3 separate regions of the Homo sapiens genome follow, and regions 1 and 2 are each linked to region 3. A link is a loop called in an ENCODE intact Hi-C map of the cell type or tissue named here. Cell type or tissue: dorsolateral prefrontal cortex. All regions are shown on one strand.

The links. A loop is a pair of places that touch in the nucleus more often than their neighbours do. Peaks named below come from ENCODE experiments on the same cell type or tissue, not always from the same donor. Only the 100,000 strongest peaks of a DNase experiment are listed, where the experiment ranks them.
Region 1: a loop joins it to region 3, with 1.8 times the contacts of the local background. A loop is called at or near these places in 1 of 110 quality-filtered maps.
Region 2: it touches region 3 in a loop (2.8-fold over the local background); 1 of 110 quality-filtered maps calls a loop at or near these places.

The regions. Positions count from the first base shown.
Region 1 is chr21:33,074,022-33,082,021 of GRCh38, forward strand. No RefSeq gene overlaps it. Among named protein-coding and RNA genes, the nearest start is that of OLIG1, 7.9 kb to the left of the region's middle. In dorsolateral prefrontal cortex, CTCF peaks have their summits at 4,978 and 5,177; DNase peaks (open chromatin) are centred at 5,090 and 6,539; H3K4me3 peaks cover 1,374 bases; H3K27ac peaks cover 7,673 bases; H3K27me3 peaks cover 1,561 bases.
Region 2 is chr21:33,111,574-33,119,573 of GRCh38, forward strand. LOC101928107 (a long non-coding RNA gene) reads right to left here. Exons shown (of 3, transcript NR_109961.1): 2 at 2,813-3,050; 3 at 131-1,156. Among named protein-coding and RNA genes, the nearest start is that of OLIG1, 45 kb to the left of the region's middle. RefSeq lists an enhancer at 3,799-4,333. In dorsolateral prefrontal cortex, no CTCF peak of the experiment used is centred here; DNase peaks (open chromatin) are centred at 4,468, 5,308 and 5,998; H3K4me3 peaks cover 2,005 bases; H3K27ac peaks cover 6,425 bases; H3K27me3 peaks cover 1,792 bases.
Region 3 is chr21:32,973,709-32,981,708 of GRCh38, forward strand. No RefSeq gene overlaps it. Among named protein-coding and RNA genes, the nearest start is that of LINC01690, 19 kb to the left of the region's middle. In dorsolateral prefrontal cortex, CTCF peaks have their summits at 4,718 and 4,973; DNase peaks (open chromatin) are centred at 3,783, 4,813, 5,327, 6,358 and 2 weaker places; H3K4me3 peaks cover 1,133 bases; H3K27ac peaks cover 5,902 bases; H3K27me3 peaks cover 1,080 bases.

The DNA.
Region 1 (8,000 bases), 100 kb after region 3:
ATGTGTGTTCTAGAGCATGGAGCTGCTTTTAGAAATGTTCAGTGCTATGTCACGCCAGCAAAGGAGCTAGCTGAATTGTCCACCATACTTGATTTTAGCTGGAGTGGGCTTTGTTCAGAAGGAACAAGTGTAAGCTAGCCTTTGAAGGGTTTGGGACAGCTGGGAGGGTCTTAGTAAGGTTCCTCAAGAAAGGCACTCTAAGAGCTCAGAAGCAAGATGAGAAGGAACCCACGGCTCACTGCCAAAAAAGTTCCCTGCATCCAGCCAACCACCAAAGTGAGGTCCTGGCAATTAGAGTAAACTGAACCTAATGGGAAAATACACAAGGCCCTGAGAAATTATATTGTTATATATATTGGAGTCCAGGTGAGCAATCAGTAGACAGAGGGCAGAATCAATACACGATGGGATTTGCCTAGCCCGCAGTGATGGTCTACTTACAGATGTTCTCCTCTAAGGGAAACTGATGACACTAGACATAAAAATTTAACTTTGTGAAATATACAGCTTAGAGGGTAAGTGGCTGCTTCGAGGAAGAGGCTCCTCTCCAATCATGGAAAATGTTTCCACTTACTGAAGTTTAGAAGATGAACGACAATGCTTCCATCTTGCACTCCACTTTAAGGTGTTTGGTCTTTCCTGAATGCTTAGGTACGCAGGTGAGGCTGGGTACAAGAGAGCCTCAGCCTGCTAACTAGACCCCCTGGAGCCTCCTGTTGTGTTTAGGAAGCCAGCCAGGAAAAAAAGGGGCTTTTCTTTTCTGCCATAGAAGGATACCTGATGAACTTGCCAAGAGCAAGGTGATGGTTGGGAAGAGTCATTCAATTGACACTTTTGCTCCCTGGGTATGCAGTGCATTGACTAGGAAAGTATATTTCCCTCAGAAGGTATTTTCCTGCTTCTTCACTGCCTCTTTTCTCTTCTGCACACACAATAAATATTCAATAAGAAGATTACCACATTCACTGAAGTAGGCTCACAAAGCAATGGGGTGAAAAATGCCATGTTTTTCAAAAACATGAATTCACTTTTCTCCAGCAGATTTTTAGGTGTGGGGAAAGACGTTAGAAATACTGTTTCCAAGTAAGATCCAGTTAACGTGCAAAACTGGAGTAGCAAGATATTCCTCAAAACCTGCACACAAACTAGTCTCGTTATTTATGGAGACATCGGAAAATCATTCTTAAGGCAGTTCCCATTCTGTCATTTTTAACTAAGCCCAGCGTAAAAGCTGACATGCCTGAAAAGAAACCAAACCACATTCTTTCTGCTCACACGGGATTAGGAGCTCTCCGCAAACTCTCCCCCTTCCCTCCTGCTGCTGTTGACAGGCCAGGCTCTGAGCTCAGGACAAGGAGCTGAATATTCCAAGTCCTTAAACACTACAGGCTGCATGACGCTTTTGTGTGTGTGGGGGGGTGGGGGTGGGGGGGGAATGCCTTGATTGAAAGCAAAAAGAATGCATTCTACGTCCATGCTAAGCCTTCTGCGGTGACCACCGAGGACAGAGCACGCAAGTAGGCCACTACCTGGGACAAAGGCCGCAGGTACCAAATCATATCTGAGTCTCATGAATGCTGGCAGGCAAAGGCAGTTGCAAATCATCCATTCTCTCTTCTCCCTACTGAATAAGGCAACCGAGGCCCAGGATGGTCGGGAACCACAGTCAAAGCCACACAGGTGGTCAGAGGCAGTAATGCCAGGGACTAGCGCCTGCTTTGGGGAAGCACGGGCTGCTTCCTTGGTCTGTCCTGGTGAGACAAGGAATGGGAATCCCAACAGGAGGTCCCCACCCAGAGCTGAGCATGTTCTTCTGCCCTCCCCTGGAAAATCTCGGTCCTCTGGTCTCTTCCAGCCTCTCTGCTCAGCCTGTAGGCTGGCCCTGCTGGTGGCATCCAGGAGAGATAGGCTCAGGACAAATCCCTTGCTGGCTGACCTGACTGCAGTTGAGTCACCTGAACTTTCTCGGCAGCCTCGCCCCCTAGCCCCAAGAGAGGCCCAGACTGGTGACAGGGAGTGGCAGAGGCAAGGCCACCTCTGTGAGAGATCCTCTGACGGTTGCAGGTTTGTCATTCGAGTTTCTGAAAGTGAGCAAGCAGACGGCTGACAGACAAGGGCAGCAGGGTGCAAGGAGAAAACGGCTTCTGAAGGCACAGCTTCAGAGACTTTCTCCTCCTGGCTGCCTCACAGTGTTTTCATGTGGAAACTAGACATTCTGACCCTGCTGGAACCTGTGTCAACGTCGTCGGCATCTTTTTGTTGAGTGTTTTTCATGGACACGAGTGATTCCCCAACAGGCCCCTCTGCAGTGGTGGCCTGAAATAGAGGACAGACGCCCCTGACAGGCCCTGTACCTGGAGCACCAGTCCAAGGCAAGCCATGGGGCCCAGGAAACAGGCTCCCAGCACTGGGATTCAATAAGGGCTGTTGTGTCCCAGAAGCTTCTAAGTGATGTGGGTAGCTCCTTAGAGAATGCCAAAGTCATAGGACCTGGAGACTTCAAAATCACAAGAGCAGATGAGAAGACTTGTCTGTGAGGTTAAAAAGAAAGAAAAAAGAAAAGCCAACTCACCTGGGGGCAGGCAGGTGGGAAGGAGAAGCTACTCTGCAGAAATGGCAGAGCATTACTACCAGAAATAAAAATAACAATGGTGCTGATAAGAGCTCATTGTGTTATCGGGCACCAAGCAGGGTTGTAAGCATTTTACATGCATGCTTTCATTTTGTAGGCACCAGCGTTATCCCCATTTTACAGATGAGAAAACAGAAACATGAAGATACAGAGACAGAAGAAGCTGAAGCCAGTTCAGGGAAGTTGTAGCAGCCAGACACAGAAAGAAATGAGGCTCTGTCTAGAAGAAAGAGAGCCCCCAAGGGTTGTCCTCTCTGTCATTGCTGTAATGTGGAGAGGGGTCATTTTCCTTCCTCCCCTTAGCTCTTGGGGCAAGGCTGGGAAACCCCACCTGTACCCCAGTGCCCGCCCCATGCCTGGCTGTGGCTGCTTCTATTAATTGCATGTCTAACCAATGCATGATCCAGGCGTCAACGTCTCGCCACTCCCTGTCTCCTCTTTCTTGAGCCTGAGACCATGGGGTCATTCTTTTAGGTCATTTCACTTTTAGCTTTCTTTTTTTTTCAGTTTCACTTTTTCATTTTTATCTGATTTTTATTTCCAAAATGTTCAGACCTGGCGGAGACTGATCTAAGAATGTGAGTAGTGAGATGTCAGGGATTGCGGATGGGGCAGAAGGGAGGCTTCACGCAGCCCGCACCCTTCAACACATACATGCTCCTCGTCCTGGTCACCACTGAGTGTTACAGGCAAGAAAATAAAAACCCTAAACTCCTCAGACAGTGATCATTAGGTGTCATTCTGTTCAAATCTTAAAAAATAGTTTGAGCAGATGAAGAATCAGTAAAGAAAGCTTGGAGGTGATTTGATAACATTTTATCTACCCAGAGGACCAATCAAAGAGAGTATTTGTATTGTGGTGATGGTGGTGATGGTGGTGGTGGTGGTGGTGGTGGTCGTGGTGCTGGTTTTGTTCCATTTGCTTGCTTCCGGTGGCTTCACTCACATGCTTCCTCTGCAGTCCTGGTTCCCCACAGCCATGGGCAGAAGGTACAGCCTATATATGAGTCTCTATCAGTGCACAGGTGTCCAGTGTAGGAAAAAATAAAATGGAACATTACAGCACCCCGTTTAATAGACAACTTTTGAATTCACTTATGACCATGGTCTCCATGGTTCTAGGGGCTGTGAGGGCATCAGAGATGCCTTTTGTATTTTATATTCACACAGACTCACAGTAACTCAGATGGAGGGCTGTAGGCTTTGAACCATGAACTGCCCCAGCGAGGCTGTTGGGGAAGGCGTGCAGGGCTGGCTGCTGTAACAGACCTGGCCACAGGAGATGGGAGAGATGGATGCTCAACCTTCCCCCTCCCATCCTCCGCTCATAAGAACCCTACTGTGTCCAAACACAATCAGGCACCAATCTCCTCTCCCATCCTCCTGTCTTCCCTCCTCCTGGTCATCTCTTCCCTTTAAGATCCTGGCTGTGTGTTGCCCGATTTGGTCGTGCCTCCAGTTGGTCACTCCACTCCATGGCTCATGTAGGCTCATGTGTGACCTCAGTAGGCTACTTGAGCTCTGGTGCCTCAGTCTCCTCCTCTGTAAGGTCAGGGTAATAACAGGACCCACCTCCTTGGGGGTTAAATGAGGCAGTGGGATAAACCGTTAAGCATAGTGCCTATTGTACCTGCCAATGCTTTTCTTGTTGCCACTGATAGAATTTTTTCCATTGTCTGGAAATTATTTCCATGGTGATGTGTACTGTGACAGCTGCTTTCAAAGGCACTAGTGTGAGGCCAGGCGCGGTGGCTCATGCCTGTAATCCCAGCACTTTGGGAGTCTGAGATGGGAGGATGGCTTCAGCCCAGGAGTTCAAGACCAGCTTGGGCAACATGGCAAAACCCCGTTTCTACAAAAAATACAAAAACTTAGTGGCATGGTGTGTTGTGGTGTGCTTGTAGTTCCAGCCACTGGGGAGGCTGAGTTGGGAGAATCACCTGAGTCCAGGAAGCTGAGGCTGCAGTGAACTGTGATCACACCACTGTACTCTGGCCTGGGCAACAGAGTAAGACTCTGTCTCAAAAGAAAAAAAAAAAAGCACCAGTGTATGCTCCGTCATTCCCATCTTCTCTTGCAATCTATTAAGAGGGTCCATGACAGCATCAGATGGTACCAAGTAAGAATGCATTTGGAATGAGCAAAGCTGCCTTCTAAACTCCTCAGCTCCTTCCAGCTCTATCTGGACCCCCACAGTATTTTTTGAGGGGCTTCTATGAGGGATCCCCATGCCAGGGTCCATTCTTCCACGCTTGGGGTCAGAGCCCTGCTAGGGCCCCCTGCTGTGGTCTGTCCCGCACCCACATGGAAGCCAAAATGCCTCTCAGAGGGAGCTGGGGGGCAGCACCAGAACCTTCCTTGTCCTCACGCTTGACTAGCAGACAATGGGTTCTTCAGAAGCCACAGCATTTCAGCTGTTTTGGCCCCAGAGGCCACAAGCTGACTGCATGTCATTCTCCACCAGCAGAGCGTCACCTCGGGGTAGCTCCAAACAGTATCAACCGGTTTGTGGTGAGTGGATAAACACCAGGCTGGGTGAATGAAGTCACAGGCTGAGTCATCCTCTGCACATGGGGGCTGAATGGGGCTCAGTCAGGCCCAGAGGAGCCTCCCCGGCAAGGTGCTGGGGGCCAGGCTCTCCCTGCCAGTGAGGCTGGGGTCCGTCCCCAATAGTCATTCCTTTGGCCAACAAACACTTATTGAGCGCCCACCTACTAGGTGTTGGCACGAGTGAGTGGTTAATAAGTGAGCGATTATTTCTCAAAATAGATTTTGTGGTCATCTAAATTCAGAGCATGTTACCCAAAGCAGGTTTCAGCCTGTGTTTCCTACACAGAAACACTTGTTAAAATAAAAAAGGAAAGAAAAGAAAAGGGAAGGGAAGGGAAGGGAAAGGAAGGGAAGGGAAGGGAGAACCAAGATTTTATTAATGTTAAGGTTTTAAATAGTAACTATATTTTGGTTCAGACTCATTAATTAATTTGCCATTTCAAACTGGTTGACAGGACAGAGTCAGAAAAATATTCTGATTAAGTTAATTAAGTTTGTCTCCCAAAGTAAAATACAATAGTTAGATTAGAACTGCTTTTTGCTACCTGGGTCTTAAGGAGAAAGTGGGCCTTGAGAAGCAAATAGGGCCAGGATGAGGTAAGTGAGGCACTTCCTTTGGGCACAAAATTGAAGGGGGCACCAAAAAACTCAGCTATCATGATAAAGAGTATTTTAATACAATTTTTTTGTAAAGGCTGAGCACAGTGGCTCACGCCTGTAATCCCAGCATTTTGGGAGGCCAAGGCGGGTGGATCACCTGAGGTCAGGAGTTCAAGACCAGCCTGGCCAACATGGTGAAATCCCATCTCTATTAAAAATACAAAAATTAGCCGGGCATGGTGGCAGGCACCTGTAGTCCCAGATACTCAGGAGGCTGAGGCACGAGAATCTCTTGAACCTGGGAGGCGGAGGTATGCAGTGAGCTGAGATGGTGCCACTGCACTCCAGTCTGGAGTGAGACTCAGTCTCAATTTAAAATATATATATTTTTTATTAAAATATATATATATTTTAATAAAATATATATATATTTTAATAAAAAATATATATATACATACACACATAAACATATATACACACACGTATATACACACGCATATGTGTGTATATATATAAAATCAAAATTGATGCAGAAATTCATGATGAACAAAATATAAAATGTTTAAATACAGACAGGAGCAGTGCTACCAATTTTTCTCAGATTCCAACAGCAAACGCCCTGCTCTCCTCCCCCTAGTTTCCCACAGCTGCCCCACTGTCCCTGCACACCCTTGGCCAGATGGGGGAAAAGCTGATATTAGCTCACAGAAATGACAGCCAGGCACTGGGCGAATTCAAATCTCCACAGACATTGCCTCTGCTGGCTGATTCCAGGACAGTGTGACAGGGTGTCACAGGGGTGGCGCTGTGTCCTGGTGGAGAGCCCTGGCATCAGGAGGTCTCTGCCTTCAAATCCCTGTCCCACCCTTCCTAGCTTCCTTACCTTGTGCTTTAGCTCTTTAAGCCTTGACATCTTCATCTGTAAAATGGGGGTGATAATGTGTTGATCTCATGGGATTCAATGAGGCACACAAGGGCTCAGCAGAGCTCCTGGAACCATTATCATTGTAGACATGTCCACGGGCAAATCTCATCCCCTCCACTCTGGGTGGGAGCTGCATTTCCTCTGTTGAGGGAATGACTCCTATTCCATTCAGCTGTTACTGGGGAGACCTGTGGGGCAGCTCCTCGTGAGGAATGCAGGATTTGTGATACCACATATGTGAGTTTGTTTTGTTTTGCTTTAAGCAAACCTCTAGAAATAGTCCTAGTAGTAGCAGTAGCAATAATAGCGCTTAGCACTTTTGCTGAGCATTTTCTCAGGATGCTAGTTAGTGCCAGGCCTGTGCTAAGGCCTGTGTTGAGCCCAACAAGAGAGACAGCAGGTGGTGAGGCTGGAGTGAGCTGTTGTCCTGGGGCCCATCCCATCCAGCAAACTTCTGGCCTCAATGTCTGAAGCCTGGGGTGTGAGCTAACATCAGCTTTTCCCCCATCTGGGCGAGGGTGGGCAGGTGTGTGTGGGGTGGGGGCAAGCACCCCCCTCGACCAGGCCTAGGTCTTCAGCCCTGGCTCTGTGCTTCCCAACCCCCCCATTCCCCCCTCACCAGGTGGCAGCATATCACCCCGGGCTGGGAAGCCTGTTGACTCCTGGGGCCACTGAATCACAGCACCCTTGAAAATCAAACATAGTGAGCCATGGAACATGGCCCCATGTCACCTGAATTGGAAAAATAAAGGGGTTTTGTTTTCCAAGCAATGGCTGATGCTCACAACAAACTGCTGCCCCTCACACCAAAATCTTAAATCTTGTCTTGGGAGATGGTTCACCAAGACAAGGAACAGACAGCTTATCTTTAATGCTGCTGTTGTCTGAAAGACTCCGGAGTGTGTTCAGTGTTACACTCAGATTTTAAAATCAATCCATTCATTTGAAAAATGCTTGCCATGGGCCTTGTAAAAAGGCACAATGGGCATGAGTGAACGCGGGGACCCTTGATAACCCTAAACAGCCTCTTCAGCTGGAATAACTCCATCCCCTTCCCCGAAAAACTTGGATTTTGTTTGCTTTTAAAATTAGGCCAGGCACAGTGGCTCATGCCTGTAATCCCAGCACTTTGGGAGGCCAAGGCGGGTGAATCACTTGAGGTCAGGAGTTCAAGAACAGCCTGACCAACATGGTGAAACCTTGTCTCTACTAAAAATACAAAAATTAGCCGGGTGTGGTGGTGTGCACCTGTGATCCCAGCTACTTGGGAGGCTGAGGCAGGAGAATCGCTTG
Region 2 (8,000 bases), 140 kb after region 3:
AGCCATTCTTGTTACGGCTTTTGAATTGTGATGGCTTTTGCCTGCAATATCTGTATGTTTATGGCAAAATCATTATTTTGAGATGAACTATCTGGATAACTGTCGGAGAGAAACTGCAGGCTGCATTTCACCACTGATGCTCTGTTTTATGCATGTGTTGCATGTATTCCCACCAGTTGGTGGTAAACTTTTGCATTTTTCAAGCCTGTCAGAGGACCGACCCACTTTCTGTGCAGTGTCAGAAGCTCAAGAGAGAAGCCAGAAGAAAAAGACACAGTAGCCTGTAGCCTTCGGTGCACATCTGCAAAGAATGCATGCCTATTGCCACTATTGCATTCTGTCCGGGGCTCTATCATTCATCTTCTAAGCCAAACTTCTGCCAAGTCCTCTCATTTGTCCATCGAACATTTCCGTACCGGCTGTTTTTCCATCTTACCTCGCCAAAGTTGTTTATATTCTCCCTGAGTGACAGAGCAAACAAAAGCTGGGCAAAAGCAAACAAATAGGGTCTTCTGATAATTGAACCACTTTTGAATCTTTCATTGACAACATCTCCACACCGAAGAACACCTGCCATAGGTATCAAGCATAAATGCTTCTTCATCAATGGTTGCTTGCATCGAAAAGGGCTCAGAAAGATAGGACTCCTGACTGTTCCCTCAGAAAACGTTTGTGTTTCAGCTCATCTGGGATTGGAGAGCCCATTTCTTCCTGATGTGTGTCACTTGGAGGCCTCCAACCTGCAAACATCAGGATGGCTGCTTCCCTGCAAAATTAGGCAGCTGCAGGTTGACTTGAGTCTGTGTCTCCCGATCCAGAATGTGGGACGATGCAATTGAATAAGTGTGGGATGCTTTCTTCATAGCATAATGCTACACGATGACTTCCTACAGACACACACACTGAGAGAGACCAAGGGAGGATAAATTTGGGATAAAAATGCCACAATCTCATGGCCTCAACACCAAACTGGTGCTGATCCAATTCTTCCCGAAATGAAATGTGATGTTTCTGAATTCCTTCTGGCTGCCGCTGAAAGCCCCCACTTTTCCTGGTGACTGTGGGAGGCTGCGATGTGGTGGGGGTGGGGCACGGAGTACTGGGCGCTAAGCTCTCTCCTGGCTTCACATAAAGGAAGCAAAATCAAAATCCAAGCCTGAAAAAAAAGAAAAAAAGAAAACTAAATTTAATTGGCTAGGAAACAGGATTCCTGGGGCCTCTGCTTTCCCAGCTTCCAGAGAAGGATTTAGGCTGGGACACTTCCCCGCCCTCAGGACAAAAAGAAAAAAAAAAAGGATTAAATTCGGGTTGGGTCTGGCTAGTACAAATTGCATGCAGAGTATACAGTTGCTTTGCATATTGCATGTGCTTTCATGGAGAGGGAAAACGGGGGAAGAGGGAGGGCAGGGACACTAAAGAGGGGAAAAAACTAAAAACAACTTGCTGTTTTCATATGGTCGGATAGAACTGTTTTGTCTTTGTAACTGTGCAGAATGTCAATGGTAGGCACCGTGTCGTGACAAGATTTTTTTTTTTTAAGTTAAGCTAAGCTCACACCCGAGCTGTAGCCCCCCGAGGTACTGCAGCTTTAATTGTGTTCAGTATGATCTACAGAACAATATGTCTTGATAAATCTGAATGGCAACCCAGCGCACGGTTCCCCTTGGCATTGCTGCAAAGCCAGGCCTCGCTTTAGTGAACCCGTTCAGGAATGTGGGTTAATTCGCCGACCCTTTTTACCCCCACAGCTCTGTTTTTGTGAGGTTGGCAGAAACTGACACGTTTTCTTTTGCTTAATTAAGTTGTTCAGTAGAAGGCTGGTCAAACAGTTGCATCTACGTGGGGAGTCTGGAGATGCACAGAAAGCCGTGGGCGTTTCCAACATAAAAAGGGGGATTCTGTTATTGTTTGGGTGTAGACGGGTCATTTTTTCAAAGTTACTGCTGCCTGAGTGACCACAACCCTGTGCGCAGCCCTGAAAGGACATTAAAGCTGCTTAAATACAACTACCTTCGGTTTACTTTTTAAAAGAGAGAGAGAGAGAAAGAGGGAAAGAACAAGCAGGAGAGAAACGAAGCGGTCCCATTTATGTAGCATTTTATTTCTTTCCGGACTTTTTTTTTTTTTTTAAGGCAAAGAGTGGGCTCATTTGCATAAGAGATGCCCATACATTATGAATTACTGCTAGTATGATCAAACTCTCTTTCCAATCAGTAAAACAAAACTGGTACCATACCCATAGAAATTGCACTGGCCTTCTGAACAGAGGAGTGGGATCTAATCACCCTTATGCCAGACATTGGGGTTAGGAAAATGTCTAAAATCTCCATTGATGAAATTCCCGCTTTCGTTCCTTGGTGATATTATGACAACCACACACAGTATCAGTCTCATGGATTCTCAAAGGAACTGAGGGCCTGATTGGAGGCCTCCTCCATCACGTCTCTGTCCCTTTTTGAAGCCTCCTATATTTCTAATTCAAATCACCTTTATCATTGATATGCAGATCCCCCCGATTTTCTGTGGATATTTGGTCCCAGCAAGAGTTTTTCTCATTGCACGTACTGTGTGATATATTTAACCGGAGGCAGGTGGAGGCACTGGCACCTGGGCTTTGGGATCCTAGTGCTAACAATGAATGGCCTTGGTCTACTGTATGCCCTGAGTTGTTTCTATTGATGCCACTGTGCCTCAGTTTATCCATAACAGCAGATGCTCATTGTGGGTACTTAACAGGCACCTAATACATACATTTCTGAGTTTAAGCTGCCCCTTTCTCCCTTGGCAATAAAGCAATAATTAGAAAACTCACTGATTCCGCAGCACCTGGCACCGTCACTGTGCTGATAATCAACACCATGATTTTCAGCAGTTATGAAGCCCGGGTGCCCATTGGTGAAGCATCAGGCTTGCAGGGCTGCTCAAGGGATGTTTGTACATACTTGGTCTTGCAGAGAGCCATTATGCCTGTTTGGAAGCCAGGCACTCCAATTTTCCCCCAGGTCCCAGAACTGCAGCTTTTGGAAAGCCCAAAGATCAGCCTCTTCCTTCTAGAGAGAGAAAAGACTGCAGGGTCAAACATTTCAAGAGACTTCACCATGATTTTTCACTTCTCTTAATATACAAGAAACAGTAGGCAATTATTTGACTGATGTTAGTTGCATGAATGGCAAAATGATTCTCAGGCCAAAGAACAATCCATTTTGGAGTATAAATGACTTGGATCAGCAGTCTACACTGATATCAGCTGTTTGTTTGTTTTTTAAAGTCTCACTATGTCACCCAGGCTGGAGTGCAACGGCATGATCATGGCTCACTGCAGCCTCGATCTCCTGGACTCAAGCCATCCTCCCACCTCAGCCTCCTTAGTAGCTGGGACTACTACAGGCATTCACCACCACACCTGGCTAAAGTTTTTTACTTTTTATAGAGATGTGGTCTTGCTAAATGGTTGCCCAGGTTGGTCTTGACTCCTAGGCTCAATCGATCCTCCCACCTCGGCCTTCCAAAGTGCTGGGATTACAGGCCACCATGCCCAGCCCGGTTTTTCATTACAAGCAATACCTGCTTACTCCTCAGATTTTGCCAGAGTTGATTATAGATTTATACTCAAGACACCAAGCTCCTATATTTAGGTTGTGTATATTCAGGTTCCCAAAAATACACAAGAAGTTGCCCAGATTTCAAGGCGCTTCCAACCTCTAAGTAGAGAGGATGGGGAGATTTCGAAGACCTGTTTTGCACAACCATTCCCAGATGACTTATTACTCTGAAGAACCAACGCCTGGCTGCACAAAGAAATGCAAAATGCTTCCCCCGGTTCTGGTGGTCGATGTTTAAGGACCACACAGGACACCAGTCTGCAGTGTCCCTATCTTACTTCTCCCTCACTGATGGCTCGAGGAAGACCCCAGAATCTGGGTCCGGTCCACCGATCTTCACGGTCTTAGAGCCACGATACTTAGGTCACCTGCCTTACTTTCAAAAAGGCCAAACTCAAAACTACACACAAGTCTCACATACACTTTTAAATCGCAGCTGACGGGCTGGTCTTAGCACCTCTTAAAGAGAGAAGTTGTGGGAAGTGAGAGAAGGCCTAAGCAGATGGGAGCCGAGATGGCCGGGCGGCAAGTGGCTGCCGGAGTCGTGCCACCTGGCTGTCTTCCCACAGTCTGGAGGGGGTGTGTGTGGCTGGCAGTTCCATTCCTGCTTGAGGTGGCGGGCCCTCTCCCCCTTTCCAATTCCCTGACAGCCCGGGCAGATTTTCCTTTGGCTTTTGAAAATCCAGGACATATTATTCCTCAAAGTCGCCAAGTTCCAGCTGCTAGAGAGAGCCAGCCTTTCGCTCTGTTGCCCCACCATCGAGCCTACATCTTTACACCCAGGGAAACAGAAGGCCTTCCTCCATGCGGGCAAGCCCACAAGAGTTCGGATGCTGCCGCTCGGGTCCTGCAGACAGAGGGGAGGATTCACAAGGGCTGGCCAGGAGCCATCCCACTAGCCCTGGCACTTGCAGCTCCACATGGAGCTCTGCGGCTCTTCAGGACAAAGAGGAGTGTTTTTATCAGCCCAACGTTCTGCTGACAAATGCATAATAAACTGACAGAAAGCGACCAAGCAGCATTTCAAAACCCCCAGTTACAGGGGAGGCCAAGCCTGAGTGGAGATGGTCACTTTCTGCAGGTGTTCGGCCAGTGTCCCTGCATTTGCATGCATTTGCATATACTGTCAAACAGTTGGCTGACAGAAAGTCTGAGGAGGTCTGGACACAGCCCAAACCTGTCAGTGGCTTTCTCCTTGCCAGTCAAGGTTGGCTGTGGCTGCAATTAAGGCAGGAAACGAATACTTCTGACATTGCAATATACCCAGCCACAGCTGGGCGAAGTTAAATGGAAAAGTGTGCTTTATTTAGAAAGACAAGATGCATGCTGGAAAAAAAAAGATGGGGAAGGCCAAGAGTGGTAAATGCTCAGAAAGTGACACTCTACACTCATTCTGCAAAAGGAAACAAATATTTTTCAGTCCTTCCAGGTTGCTGTGCTGTGGTGTTATTTGTTGTTGTTGTTTTGTTGTTGTTTGGGGTGAGTGAGCAGATTTCCCCACTGAGTGAGGCCAATTCAGCATGTGAGAGGAGCTTGCCAGACACTACACCTTTTATCTTCAGAGTATCATCTCAGGAAGCAGGGAGGAAGCTCATCCCCAAACCGCATTTCCGTGACACACGTGCTACCCCATAAGGCTCCACTGTTCTGTTCAGTGTTGGCAAATAGGTAGCCATGGCTTGGAGGGGGTGAGAAAATTGGAGGGGGCCGAGCACAAGCGTCACGTTGTCCCCCCACCACCCCGCACAAGGGTTACAGCTCATATTAGCATATGGATTGCCATGGGAAAGAAACAAAATCAGAGCCTTCACTACTGTAAGAGTGAATGGCCTCAAGAGATGGAGGGGGCGGGGAAGGAAGAAAGCCAAAGAGAAAGGTTGTTGTTGTTCTTGCTGTTTTTAAGAACACATGAGATTTATATTTTTGGAGGCCTGTGTCCTTCTGAGATGTTGTTTTACAGATTCTTTAAGCGAGACCTAACAATTTATTAAATACTTCATCTCTAAACAGTGGTGGGCACTAGAGTTTCATGAGCAGCAAACAATAGATTCTGTTTATTCGCCAACAATACAGACACTGTTTAGCTCCGGACTGCAAGTGGCTGAGCCATCTGGCTCATATCTCCACAGTAAAACATTGTCCGTGACACAAAAAATGACTACATCCCCAGGACAAACTAGTGTGACCTCTAAATAAAGCCTTCCTCTGAAGCTATGATATCACACTGCACAGGGGACACCAGCACAATTGAATCTGGTCACCAAAAGCCCAAGTGAGATAGGACTATGTAAATGGAATTTTATAGGAGACTTTTTGTCCTCCGTGGCAAACCATCCAGATCCGTCCACAGCACTGAAACATCTTTTTCATTCACCCCTGGGACAACAGTGTGGTTCTATTTGGCGATTGGCAGTCCTCTTTCTCCCGCGCCCTACCCAGGAAGCACACGTCCGTGTTCCCGAGGCAGCACCTGCAGCCTTTGCTTCCAACAACTTTTCACTGATGGGGGCCCCACCTGCACCAGCCTTTTTGCTGATATTTCAGAAACAAGCGGCCCTTTCTCCTCCCTGCCAGGGAGAAGGCCCAAGTTTGCCAGCTTCTTCACAAATAGCCAAACAAGTCACTCTCAGCCTTGCGCCACCTGAATGCCCGCTTCACGAGGCAAACAAGTATACACACACACACACAGACATACACACACAGACACACACACACACTCCAGCACCCTGTCCAAGAAAGGGGCCATTTCAATGGAAGAAGTGTCATTCTCCGGAAAAGACCCAATTCAGTCTCCACGACCAAGGCATTTGTGTGGCTGTTTGGTGGGAAAATTTCATTACAGAAATTGAGACATGATGAAGAACAGACCAAAAAGCTGGCTCGGCTTAAGCCTTCCACCTGTTCCAATTCCTGTTTGTTTTGTTTTTCAGAGCGAGAAACCCTAACCCACCCCTATGCATAAAACATTTTGCACACAGGATGCTTTATAAAATACGATCCCTCAGTGATTTCCCCGTGCAAGCAGGTATTGGACCATTTTGCGGCCAGAGCCACCTGAGATATGACACACGCAGCACCTTGTTGGAGATGGACAGGGGAGGGTGAATTCCTACGTGAACTTTGCCAGCCCTGTCATCTCACACAAACTACTTAACTGCTCAGCACCCATCCTCAGGTGTAAAAAAGGGATAACATTTCCTTCTTCACAGAAACTAAATTTGGAAAATAGATGAGAAATGCTTATCATAATGCCTTATATATAGTGAGGGTTTAATAAATGGAAGCTTTTACCATAATGATAACAGATAATGGTAACATTGTTTCTATGACTCCTGGAATTTCAGTGGGAAAACAGCTTCCAGAATACCAGTCACTCATTTAAATAAAAATTGACCCTTGATAATAGTAACATTTATTGGCCGGGTACAGTGGCTTATGCCTGTAATCCCAGCACTTAGGGAGGCCGAGGCGGGTGGAACACTTGAGGTCAAGAGTTCGAGACCAGCCTGGTCAACATGGTGAAACCCTGTCTCTACTAAAAATACAAAAATTAGCCAGGTTTGGTGGCAGATGCCTATAATCCCAGCTACTCAGGAGACTGAGGCAGGAGAATCGCTTGAACCCAGGAGGCGGAGGTTGCAGTGAGCAGACATTGAGCCACTGTACTCCAGCCTGGGTGACAGAGTAAGTCTCTGTCTCAAAAAAAAAAAAAAAAAGTAACATTTTTATCATTATTACCATTTAGCATTCACCCTTGCCAAATTATTTGGCAAAGTTGGATCAGAAACTGCACTGCTAGTGGGCTTATCCTCTTCCTATTTCTGAGGTAGAGCTTTCTTCATGAGGCATGAAAATGGCCAAAATTGTCTATTGTTATTTCTGTAGCAGTCATAGTCATTTGTTTTTAAAAAATGAGAATGCACAGTTGCTGTATCTTAAGTATAAAGTCATAGGGATGGCTTGATATCTTAAAATGATTTCTTTCCTTTTGCTTCAGTTCCAATTAATCCCAAGATTTTAATTGCTTGCAAATAATTTAGGAGTAATCTTTGCACTTACACTGGTGGGTTTCTAGAAATGAAGCTGTTTGGTTGAAATTATGAAAGCTGATTTTTTCCAGTTAGTTGAGAGAACACAAACTGGACCCAGAGCCTAGGAAACAACTCTTTATAAAATTGTCACAAATGCCAGCTGGGCATGGTGGCTCACACCTGTAATCCCAGCACTTTGGGAGACCAAGGCAGGCAGATCACTTGAGGTCAGGAGTCCGAGACCAGCCTGGCCAACATGGTGAAACCCCATCTCTACTAAAAATACAAAAATTAGCCGGACGTGGTGATGTGTGCCTATAATCTAAGCTACTCGGGAGGCTGAGGCAGGAGACTCGCTTGTACCCAG
Region 3 (8,000 bases):
TCACCACCACCCACAAAGAAGAGAAGAAAAAGAGCCAGAAAATGCACCCAGAGCCATCAGAAAAGTAAGGGAGGGATATTTTTATTTAGTACCAAACCCGAAGAGAGGGCAGCAGGTGCGGTGGCTCATACCTGTAATCTCAGCACTTTGAGAGGCTGAAGAGGGTGGATTGCTTGAGCCCATGGGGTTCAAGATGAGCCTGGGCAACAAAGTGAGACTCTGTTTCTCTAAAAAATAAAAATAAAAAATTAGCCAGGCATGCTGGTGTATGCCTGTAGTCCCAGCTCCTCAGGAGGCTGGGAGGTGGGAGAATCACTTGAGCCCGGGAAGTCAAGGCTGCAGTAAGCCATAGTCTCGCCACTGCACTCCCACCTGGGTAACAGAGTGAGACTCTGTCTCAAAAAACAAAGCAAAACAAAAACCACCCGGAAGCAGGTATCCTTTGAGTTCCTGTGACTGAACCAGTTCATTGCTGACTTGTTTGTGGCTGTGAGTCGCCTCAGTCTTGCTTGCTGCTGGACTGTGCCATTGATGGTGACCCCCATGGGGGCAGGCTGGGGTCAGGCTGGAGTCCTTCAGCCCTTCTGGGGAGCTGCTGCTTTCTAGCCAAACCAGGGGGTTAGTGGAAGGGTGGAAAGGTCAAGTAACTAAGAAGGGTGAACTAGAGAAAGACGTGGCAATTTGCCAGAGTGGTCCCTTCATTTAGAGTAAGGAATTGTGTGAGTGAGGGGCCTGCAGGCTGGTAAACAGCTTGTCCATCTCCAGAGAGGACCCACCAGTGTCAATGGCCGATTGAGAACAGGGCACCTCGCTGATAGTCACAGAGACGACCAAGACTGGAATTTCAAGTGGAATTTCTCCAAACCATGTTGGAACACTCATGAATCTGACTTGCACATCAGGCTGGGAAGTCATCTAGCCCCAAAGCTATGTCCTTGGGGAAGGGGAAGGCTGAAGGCTGAAAGAGAGAAACTTCCCACTCATCACCATATCCCCAATATCCAGTCTCTTCCTATCTCCCTCTCCAGCAAAATCAGCTGCTCCTTCCCCTAGCCTTGAAGAGCACCCTGTACATACTTCTCTGGCGCACTCAGCCCATTGTATACTAACGTGTTTCCATGCTATCTTCCCAGCTGGGGCATGAGTTCATCAGTGTATTCCAGCACATCTGGGTTCACATTCCAACTCCTGTCTCCTAATAGCTATGTGACTTGAACAAGCCACTTCTCTGAGACCTTTGTTTCCTTGTCCATCATGTGCTAATAAAAGAGTCTACCTGATTGGATAGCTGGGTGGATCATATGAGCTTCTACAAAATGCTCAGGTTTATCCTCATCATCCACTGGGCAATTTCTAGCCCAGAGCACAGCACCCTAATAGATATGCTCGGTAAAGGACATTCCAGCTAACGAATGGTTCTCGGGCACTGTGGGTAAGCATGGGGTTATGGCTGGACAGTGTCACTGGGCACTTGGTAGATTAGGAATTTCTTTTCTGGACCTTGGAAAGCACCACTGAAACCATTTTGGTTATAGCAGGTTATTTCTGTCGGTACTGACACTTCATCCCGAATCTCCTTCCTGCATCACCCCAAAGCAGGACATGGAAGTATAAACCTTCTTCACATAAGCCAGCTAACCTTGGGATTTTATGTAGTGCAGCTCATCTGTTCTCTTTTTCCCTTTATTTTTTATTTTTTAGATGGAGTCTCACTCTGTTACCCAAGCTAGAGTGCAGTGGCGCTATCTCAGCTCACTGCAACCTCTGCCTCCCGGGTTCAAGCAATTCTCCTGCCTCAGCCTTCCGAGTAGGTGGGACTACAGGCACCTGTCACCATGCCCAGTTAATTTTTGTATTTTTAGTAGAGACGGTGTTTCACCATGTTGACCAGGCTGGTCTTGAACTCCTGAACTCAAGCAATCTGCCTGCCTCGGCCTCCCAAGGTGCTGGGATTACAGGCGTGGGCCACCGCACCTGGCCCTGTTCTCTTTTTTTCTCGACGCATATTTATTGAGTCTCATGTTGTGCTGGGCATTCTGACTGCTGCTATGGGTGCTTATGTGGGAACACAATCCAGTCCATGTTCTGTAGCCCTGGGACCCCAGTAAGGTCTGTGCAGTGTGGAAGGTTAGGAAGACCCTAATAAGGCCCAGGGATTTCTCCCTGGAGAGCATCAGGGAAGGCTCCACGGGGGACAGGCACTGTCAAGGTGATCAGCACCCAGACCTGCAGACATTGATATTGACCACATGAGCCACGTGGGCAGAGGCAGCTTGATTGTGACAAGAATAAAACTTAAACTTAAGGATGCTCATTTGCACACCATCTTCCAAGGCTTGGGAAGGGCCCCACCAACAGTTCACATGGTCATATGTTTTTGTAAAATTTGTATCTGTTAGATGTTTTAACCCCAATGCAGTAAGATGCTGTCTCAGTGCTTTGCAGCCTGACTTCCTTCCTCTCTCTCCTACTTCCCTGTGTCTGTGGGTGCTGGAGTGGCCGAGAGCATGTTTGGGATGTGGCTAAGTGGAACTGGATCGGGAGGCCGGTTTGGGTGAGTGGGATGTATTTGCGTGCTTTTCTGTCGCTTATCCATGGTTGAATTATTGCTGGTCATTCGGGCATAGAAACAGCTTCCAGGAGTACACCTGTTACCCACTGAATGGAGTTCCTAGAATGGTGACAGGGGGTTGCAGGGTCAGAAATCACATCCTTTGGTGTCCAGCATCAGAAACAGGTGGGTGGTGCAGGATAAACAACGTTTAAAATGTGTAAGGTGAGAAGCCAGTCTGTGGAAAAGTATTGCAGAGGTGTGTCCAGATGCTAATTAAAGAAACATTTGCATGCACACACACACACACATACACACACACACACACACACACACACAGTATTTCTGGATTCTGTGATGTTTGATATTTTTCGGCTTTTAACTTTTGTAGTTTGTTGTGATTTCATTTCTCATTTTAAGTGAATATTTTTGTTTATGCCTAATTTTCTATTCATACTTTGACAATCTTTTTCTTAAATGTAGAAGCTGGACTTGCCCAGTTTATGACTATCACTCATCCCAAAGTGCTGTCTTGTAGACACATTCCTGGGCTCCTGGGACCCTGGCTCTGACACCACCAGAGTCCCTCTTCCCAGGAGGCAGCAGCTGCTCCATTCCTTGCAGGTGCTGGAGTCCAAGAGCACCAAGGGGTACCTGGAGGCCGGGGCCTGTCCAGTGGCCTTCCTTCCTGGCCACATGGCTGCCTTTGGCCACCAGCTGCCTGTGTGCAGTCTCTCTCCCGAGAATCTGTGTGGCCATTCATCACAGGCCTCCTCTTGGAAAGGCAAAGAAGGTTGCATTATACTAGGTAAAGCTTATCATTTGCATCTGCCAAGATCCATGCATTTCCCCTCCCTCCCTGCCCCGCAGCCCCCAGCAACTTCCCTCCTCCCTTCTTTTTCCCTCTCTTGTGGGTTTTCAATAGTGTGTGCTTTCTTCTTTTTCCCCTTCTTTCTGGTCAAGACAGGGTTGTCTCTCTGGGTGGAAAAAGGCAGTGTGTTCGTGGAGTGCAGCTGCATTTCAAAGGTACTTTGTTGGCGAGTTATGAATTTGCCTTTGCTACTGTGGGGAAACAGGCAGATTCTTTGCCTCCCGCCCTCCCCAAATTGAAATTGATGTTATTTCTCTGCCAGTGGTACCCAAGGAAATGTTTTGTTCCATTTCCTCCCCTTTCAGGCTGAGCCCTATTTATGTTGGGAGCTGGGGCCCTGCCACTGAGAATCATTGTCATTACCACCAGCGTCTGAGGCTGGCCAAATTCAGCAGCTGTGGTTTCATGCCTACCCTCACCAAGGTTTATTCCCTTGACAACATGTTCTTGTTTGGACCAACTTTCTTAGCCTTTCTCTCGTTGTTCCCCCCACAACCCTACCCCCGCCCTTCCTGAAATCACCCTTACAGTTGCATGGAGCTTAAAATTACAAAGGAAAAAGTGCAGGTGCGTGTGCATGCGCGCGTCTGTGTGCATATGTGTGTGCGTGTGTGCATGTGTGTGAGCATACATGAATGTGTATGTGTGTGCATGTGTGTGCATATGGGTGTGTGCGTGTGTGTGCATGTGTGCGTGTGTGTGAGAGAGTGTATGTGTGTGTATGGGTGTGTGCATGTGTGTGCGTGTGTGTGTGTGTGTGTGTGTGTGTGTGTGTGTGTGTTGGAGGCAATGAGCAGGGGATTGGAGCTGGAAAGGAGATAAAGACCCTGGGAGTTAGAATAAGGATACAGGGAGGCCAGCGAATGGGGTGAAGGGTGGGAAGTTTCCCCATAAGTAACGGGATCAAATTAATTATTATTTTGGTGGCCGCCTCTCTTCTCCACCCCAAGCCAGGCAAGACTCACCCTCGGCCCTGCCCGCCCCAGCATTTCAAATGGAATACCTAGGTGGCCCAGGGGGACCCCTGACCCCTATATCCTGTTTCTTTCTGCCTGCTTTGCTACTTTTCTCCTTGATAAAAGGAGAGAGTGAGAGATAATTAACAAAAAACATGGCCCCAGGACAATGAAACAACTGGCCTTGGCCGGCCAGAAATGTATCCTGGTTTTCTAGGTGAACTTTCTCCCATCAATCTTTCCTTTAACCTCTCTGTTAGTGGAAGCAATAGGAACACCCCTCCCCTCCCCTGAGCAAATGCTTTCTTTTGACTGGAAACAAAACAGGGGCTCGGCGAAGGCTGAGGTGAAATCTGGGTGGCATGGGCGCCGCACAATGGGGCCGCTGTTCCCCGGCCCGGGCTTGTGTTTTACAACAGGGGAGGGGCGGGCGTGAATGGTCTGATGATTGGAACAATCCCCCCGATTCAGGCCTACAAACGCATCTTCTGTTCCACACCGAGGGGACAGAAAGGAGAAAAGTGACAAAGAACGCGGGGCGGGGGGAATTAAAACAAAATGCGCTCGACTAAAAAATCTCTCATATCCTGCATATTCCAGAAAGCGGCTCTATGGAGAGAGCCTTCAGGAGGCCTCAGCCATATCTGAATGGCTTTCTCTGGCCTCTGATTTATTGATGAAGCTGAAGCGACTTGCTGGAGAAAGGCCTGGAGCCTTCTTTGTCTCCGAGATGAAGTACAATAGGCCACAGGGCGGAGATCTCTTGTGATGCTCTCGGGTCCTGCCTTTCTCTTGCCCTCTCCTCCCTGCAAATACCAGCAGCGGTGACAAACGATTGGTGGTGTGCCTGGGAGAGCCGGTGACAAGACTGGGCCACTTGAGGTCTCCTTAAGAGGGTATTATGGCCAGGGCGACGTTTGTGCTGTGAAGATGGCACACTCCATTTTGTCAATGGCTCTCATCGGCCCAGATAATCGCCCCCTGCCTGCCTGTCAGGGGCGCAGCCGGCCGATTCATGGCGCCCTCGGAGAAAGTACCCTTTCCGTGGCGACCAAGATAGAGACATTGTGTTCACCTCCTTGAGCAGAGGGGAAGGTGACCACCAGGGCAGCCTGCCTTGTAAATTACCCTGAAAACAAAAACATACAGCGCCTCCTCGGCTTGGGACCCCCACCGATAAATTATGGCCAGGCTGTGGAGCAGAGCCCAGGAGAGACTGGTTGCTGGAGAGTTCCTCCCCCAAACCCCACGAGCGATCAAGAGGCCTCTGGGTCCGGAAAAGGGCTGCCGGGGTAGCTGGCATCCTGAGTAGATGGGAGCCTAGAGCATCCCAGAGGGTCTCCGCTGTGTTTTCAGGCAGAGTCCAGAGCCAGACCCTCTTGCCTCACAAATTTGCCAGGAGATTTCACCCAGGTCCTCTGTGGCTTCATACCCACCTCTTCCTGCACTTTTCTGTCTGCCAGCCTCCAGCCTTAGACACCATCAGAGAGAAAAAAGAAAAGAAGAGAAATGAAAAGGATGGAGGGAGGGAGGGAAGGGGAGATAGAGAAAGAAGGGAAGAAGGAGGGAGGAAGAAGAGAGGGAGCCAGGGGAAGAAAATAAGTTAAAAAAGAAAGAGGAAGAGAGGAAGAAAGAATGGAGGAGAGAGAAAGGGAAGGAAGGAAGGAGAGAGAAAGAGAGAGAGAAAGAAAAAGGAAGGAAGGAAAAAGAAGAAAGAATGAGAAAGAAAAGAGAGAAAGGAGAGAAAGAGGGAAGGAAGGAAAGAAAGAGAGAAGGAAAGAGGAAGGAAGGAAGGAAAAGGAAGGAGGAAAGGAGGCAAGAAAGGAAAGAAGGAAGAAAACCGCCATGATTCATAGCTAAGAAGGAGGGAGGGGTGAGGGTGATTTTACTAAAAAATGAGTTTCCCATTCTTAATTTAAAGTCTGCAGAAGCTCACTTTATGTATAACATATATAATACCACCTCACTGCTGCTGGCTCCCAGCCAGGAAGGACATCTCCTTATACATGTCAGGCACCTTGTAACTTGGCATATCAAGTTATTTACCAAAATTAATGTTCCAAGAAATAAATATCTTTCCCACTCCTTTAAAGCCATAAGTTTTCAAAAATATCCATCATACTTCCTCAAATGCATCGCACACATCCTCAATTCTAAACAGAAGATACCAAATTGAATTGCACTTTTTTTAATTGACTCAGGCTCAAATAAAATAGAATGTGCAAAAGTGCTCTGTAAACCCTAAAGCACAATGCACCCGCGGGCTATTCTTCTTCCTCTCAATGACTTGCCCTCCCGCCTCGCGACCCTGAGGATGATGGTCTGGGAGGTTTGGTGCCTGCTTTTATAGCTTTTCTGTGTCCTTCAGCTGTCACTTTAGCTTGTGGGGGCACCTTGCCTTCATTCTACTCTGCTGTTTCTATTGGCTTGTGAAGGCTGTTAACAAGGTGTAACAAGAATAAGTGTCAAAACTCTGGCTTTGTGATCCTGGGCAAATTATTTAATTTCTGTGTGCCTGTAAATGGAAATGGAAATAATACTTACTCCAGGATATTATTGAGAAGGTTAAATGAAATAATACACATCAAGCACCCAATGGGGATTGCAGTGTAGTAAATATACAATAAATATGAGTTATTATTAAGATGATAACTTAGTATCATTAGGAACAAAATATTTTTCCTGTGACAGGCATGAATTTCAACCATTGTATTTGGTACAATAGGAAGATCTTTAATTTTTGTTTGCTTCTTTCCAGTTTCTTGGCTTGATCCTATATCATAAGGTGGCTAGATAGTGTGCTTCCGGAAACTGAAGTGTCATGGTATTATGAAGCCAGTTGAGAAGGGAGCAGAGATTTCACCAAGAAATAAGTTCTGAGCCTAGCCCATGCAGAGACTGGACTAACTTTATCGGTTGAGAAGATTTTCTGAAGTGCACAAACCCCAGATCTGTAGCCCTCGTGTGGTCCATCTCCCCTCATCCTCATGTCTGCAGTTCACTGAGAAGAATCACAATGACGACACAATAGCTGTCACTCTTGAAACACCTACCACGCAACAGGCTTGATGCGCAGAGCTTTATTTACATGATGTTTTTTGTAGCCTCACCAGTGAGTTTCTTTCTGAAGGTCCATAAGCTGCTGGAGGCTTATTCATTTTCCCATAAGGGGCTGACTCCCAGGGAGGTAAAGGATGTGCCTGGACTCACCCAGCTGGCTAAAAGGGTCCCTGTTGCTTAACTCCCAATTCGGTGCTTTTGCTACTGCCCTGTGTCACATTCTTCTTGGTCCAGCCTCCTGGATTCACTGTGAGTCTCACCAGAGGCACATCGTTTCTGCGTCTTGGCAAAGGAAAGGCCAGCAGACATGGGGAAGGCCCAGGGTCAGACCCGCCTCTGTTGGAGCACCCCAAGGATAATCCTTAGATGAGGAGAGGACAGGGGACCAAGCAACTCTCACGCTTCCCCAAGTTACAGTTTATTTTTCCATTGGCTGCATAATTATGTTTTATTGATAATACATGATTGGTGTCAATGAATCTCCACTTCTAGAAAGAACCACTGTTGAAACTTCATCCTGTATATTTTTATCAAAATACACACACATATGAGTGAGATCATA